Linked DNA regions of Homo sapiens: region 2 is linked to region 1. The links are chromatin loops, found by intact Hi-C in ENCODE. Cell type or tissue: Panc1. All regions are shown on one strand.

The links. Hi-C counts contacts between places; a loop is a spot of excess contacts. Peaks named below come from ENCODE experiments on the same cell type or tissue, not always from the same donor. Only the 100,000 strongest peaks of a DNase experiment are listed, where the experiment ranks them.
Region 2: it touches region 1 in a loop (2.5-fold over the local background); 10 of 110 quality-filtered maps call a loop at or near these places.

The regions. Positions count from the first base shown.
Region 1 is chr7:80,047,166-80,049,665 of GRCh38, forward strand. No RefSeq gene overlaps it. Among named protein-coding and RNA genes, the nearest start is that of GNAI1, 86 kb to the right of the region's middle. In Panc1, a CTCF peak has its summit at 956; no DNase peak of the experiment used is centred here; H3K27ac peaks cover 1,037 bases.
Region 2 is chr7:79,813,668-79,816,167 of GRCh38, forward strand. The region is part of intron 2 of LOC105375371 (a long non-coding RNA gene); the gene reads left to right. Among named protein-coding and RNA genes, the nearest start is that of GNAI1, 320 kb to the right of the region's middle. In Panc1, no CTCF peak of the experiment used is centred here; no DNase peak of the experiment used is centred here.

The DNA.
Region 1 (2,500 bases):
TCATGCACTTAATGTAAAGTGCATTTTTGCCAGCTTTAATCTGTAAGTAAACACTGCAGACAGCTGGTCTTATTGCATGAGGCTGTGTATAAACACAGTTTCAGGTCTCTAAATCTCATTAGTTACCATACTTCCCATTCCTATTCCCACACTAAGCTTTGTCATTGGAAAAATTGGTTCATCTCCTTCTCTGTTTCTTTGCCTATCTTGGATTTTTTAGAACACATATATGCATTTTATTTTATTTTGTTTTAAAATTATTTCCACTGAAGTACCTCTACTTTATACCTTCCAAAAATTCACCAATGCTTCTGTCTCATTAATAACATCCTTTTATGTTTTCCAACAATGCTATAGATTCTTCTCATGTTTGTTTCCTTTGTTGTTTCTATGAGATTTGGAGAATGTGAGCTTCATCCACAACAGGATCAAAAGTCTAAACCATTACATTTTGTTTCGATATATGTGTACGTTAAAAATTTATTTGAAACAAGCCTACTCACATTTTTGAAAGAGCAATATATTTTCATTAACATAACTTAATGATACTATTGAAAATATAATGTATATTAAACAATAATCTCAAATTTTTCTGATGTTGTGTATCATACTTAGTAATAATTATATAATGTTTTTGTATTTAATGAATAATAAAATCAATTGAGGTAATTATCAAGTTAAAATTAACTTCCAGGTTATTGTTTAATTTCAAGAAGAAAAATACCAAATCAAAGTAGAACACATCTCAGAAATACTTTAGACTTTAAGCATTAATTTTTCACCTTAGATTTCTTCTTTTGGTGAGATTAAGTGCAAGCTATTATCAAACATATAATTGTAAAATTATCTATGTGTATTTTATATCAGACTCCAAAGACTTATACTGCTATCTAGTGGCTATATTGAGTAATATAGAATTATTAACTAGGTAATCCTGCTCAAAATGCATAACACTACACCATTGCCAGTATATTTTTGAAAATAACTAAGATTGGCTTACTGTTCATCTTCTAAGAACATAAGCTCTAAAAATTGCACTTGACTTGCTTATGGAGGACAAGGTACAAATTCTTTCATTGTGAATGTAATATACTTTATGAATAAATGTATTGTTTTAATGATGAATAAAATAATGTTTAAGGATGGAAACACTGAACAAAAAAAAAATCAGATAAACACGAGAACAACCCTTAAATAATGAATCACTCTTTCTGATAATAAAAACATAGCTTCTTCTGAATATGTAATACCTTGTCCTTGACTTTTAAACATTGCTAGGATTTTTACATTTTTACCCAGGGATTTTCTAGTGATGGTACAAACTGGGTTACATTTTAAGCAAAGCTATTTACAGGGCACATGAAGTTCAAAGAAATTCTAAGGTAACCTTTTCAGTTTATTATTTGTATATTGAGAATTCACATTGTAAAGGATAATTGAGAGTTCTTAAAACCTAAATTATTCGCAGTGAAGAAAAAGAGGGAAAGTTGCCATGTGAAGATTTGATAACCAATGTGAGGATCAAACAGGCAAAATGTAGTGGTTAGTTGGCCTAGCTTTTTTAATGGCTGTATCACGTCTACATTATTGAAAAGATCACTTGAAAAGGATGACTACTAAGGAAAATAACGTATTCTCCAAATGTCGAGATTTTGAAGTGAGAGCATTACCTGATCCCCCTCACAGTACGTGCAGCAGGGGTGTGGCTGGTCTGTTTGGCCACCATGCACTCAAACACCTTACAGGAGGGGGAGCATGCAGACGGGCAGGTGCAGGAACCAGGGCAAGCACTTTTGGGCTCTGTCCACATTGTAGCACCTGGGGTGGGTGGTACCTGACACTCCTGAAGCCCCAGTGGGCATGTTACAATGCACTTTTAGTTCTGCCATCCGCAGATGGCTTAAGTGTTAACCAGCTTAGTGCCCTCTTGGTACCCAGGTTCTTGTTGGGCATCCAGGAAGAATCAGGGACACGTGGATGAATTAAATGATGGTAAATGTGGGGGATTTTTTTGTGAGATGGAGGTGGCTCTCAGCAGGATGGATGGGGAGCTGGAAAGGGGATACAGTGGAAAGATGATCTTCTCCTGGAGTTTGGCCATCCCTTGGATCTCCTCTCTGACCATCCCCAGCCAAACTCCTCTCAATGTTCAGATGCTCCTTCTCTTCTCTCCTTCTCTGCTGCACTGTTCTGCCACTCTTCTGCTTCTCTGCTCTGCTGCTTGTCTGCTCATCCGCTTGTGGAGCCTGGGGTTTGGGGTTTATATGGGTACAGGATGGGGGGTGTAGCAGGCCAAAAGGCAACATTTGGGCACAAAAACAGGAATGTTTGTTCCATTTAGGGCCACAGGTTTCCAGGCTTGAGGTTGGGGCCTTTACCTAGGGACCACCCTCTTCTACCCAGTATTTCCCTGCCTCCTGTCCATATCAATTTGACAGCACTGTCTCCACAAAGAGGGGCCAGGCAAATGTTTCAGTATTATTGTTCATAGGAGGAAGGC
Region 2 (2,500 bases), 230 kb before region 1:
TTCATGTCTTAGAATTCCCTTTTGTCTTTAATGAAGCCAGAATTTCCTTTACTACAAATTCTATTTTATGCATGCTCTTTGCTCTTCTTTCCAAAGCTATTTTAGGTTGGTTAAGTGCATGTCATATTAGTTTACCTGAAAATGTGACTTTCTGAAGATACCCAAAGGAATATGGACATAATTCTGGGTTGGAAAAATGGCTAGTTATGAGTCATCCAGTGAGGCACCACCTGGAAGCAGTTGAGAGTTGATCATGCAATCCAGTAAAAGATTGAGTTAAATCTATCATCCCATAACTAGTCCTGGAATTTACCTCATAAGTGTACATTAGGTAAAACTGTATTGAGCTTTCTCAACTTTCTTTATCTCCCTGAAGATCACTACCAGTCAAATTCTAGGAGAATGTCCTCTAGTTCCTAGGCATTAGGGGGTGAGAAGACTGACGTTAGGGGGGATATCACATGCCTAACACATGATATTGTTCTTAAGAGAATTTCCTTTTTCGTTGAGAGGGTAACATATAAATACTGCAGGACAACAAGATGAGTTACACTTTAAATGAAGATTGGTAGTAGTCACTCAGCACTGATTAAAGAAACACCATTTCTGCCTGAGTCTCCAGGGCAGGTTTCATGAAGCAGTTGACATTTGACCTAAACTTTAAAGAAAAGATGTTCAACATTCACGTGAGTATGGGATAAAAGTCATTCAAAAGAAGGAGAAAGAAAATAAGAAATTTGAAGAAAGAAACAGTGTAGGGTACCGCCACATCTGCAGAATGAAGAGCGACCATTCTCTAATATATAACCACCTGAGGCTTGGAGGAGGCAAAAATGAGTTGGAACTACAGCATGTGGGGACTTCAAGTGAGTTTAAAGTTTATGGTGCAGATCATGAAAAGCATAAAAATTAATTCTAAATATAATTGCACAATAATGTTGCAACTTGCTCTTTCCTTTTTGATTTTAATAATAAAATACATTTTGAATCAGAGTTTCAAAAAACCTAAAATATTGGAGCTTGAAAGGATTTTATAAATCATTTTGACAAAATAATCATTTTATACTTGGGGAAACTGGGTTCCAAAGACCTTGAGTGACATCTTCAAGGTCAAAGAATTCTACCTGATCATGTAACACAATCACACATAGCTCTTATAATTATTCTGGTTGTGTCAATAATCCCAAATCTAGAATGTAATCAATCTCTATTGAGAAGAGACTACAGTCTGATTTGGGTGATCAGTTTGTTTCAAAAGATCGATTTAAACCCTTATGACTGTTCCCTTACATGTAATTATATTTCACTTAAAGTTAGTTACAGACGGAATTGCTAGGAATTTTAAAAAGTGTAAACATCATCATCATCTCCTTGGTTTAGTCTTCCTTCCATGTACTACTATCATGCAGTATAACATTTAGCCTTTCTACTCTTTTTTTCAAACAAATTTCTGAAAACAAAACAAAATAAAACTATGAACTCTTTGTTCTTTCCTGGACATGACTAAACATAGCCCTGAAAGAAGGGAAGACCTTGACCTTGAACTTACCAGCTTTTCTGGTGAGATAGTTTCAGATATATATGACTTATTTCCTACAGATTTAGACTGTGTGTGTGTGTGTGTGTGTGTGTGTGTGTGTGTGTGTGTGTACAAGATTAGAAGGGGAAAAAACTTAAAGATAAGAGTAGCACATAACCTTGATTTCTGTCCGCCTCAGAGAACTACGGTCAAGCTCACATGACATAGACCTTTTGTGGATTTCTGGCATGCTGGTTGTGATGTTGCAGTACTTAAATTTCTTCTGCCAGACTATGTGATGTCTTTTTAAATATATAACCACATTTAACTGTTTTTTAATTCCATATATTTCCCAGCAAAATTAAATATAACTTTTTGACTGCCTGCCTCTAACAAAGAGACATTAGCTACTCCATCTGGCCTGCAGCGATCAGGGAAATGTATATTCAAGTTTCCCAGGGATGGCGAGTCCAGCATCCTAATTTAGTTACTGGAATCCCATGCCTACATTACTTGGGCAGTAACTTTAACACAGAAGGAGCCAGAATTGAGAAGTCACATTGACTGAAGTTCTTTGAATGGACCAAATTACATAGCTGGAGTGAAAGTTCATTGCATCATTGTTCTATGGTCATAATGTCTCAGAAACATATTTCTTTTCTCTTTTATTTTACTTCTTCTGCACTACTCAGTCCCAGGCAGACTTTCCTATGGTCTCCTAGGGTTTGGACAATAGGCATGTTTAGATCTGGTTTGATCTTTTACTAAGGCTATAACCCTTACTTCCCACTAATGTAGGGAGGTTCTGTCTAAGACTCTGCATATTGGGCAGAACCTGAGTTTTGATCCCCTCCAGTACAGCTGATGAACCAAAATGTGAGTGTAATATCTTGGCCAATATCTTCAAAATTTTTTGCTCTAAGAGTGTACTTTCCTCTGTTACAAACTTTTAAACAAAAATTGGCCTGAAATCTCAGCACT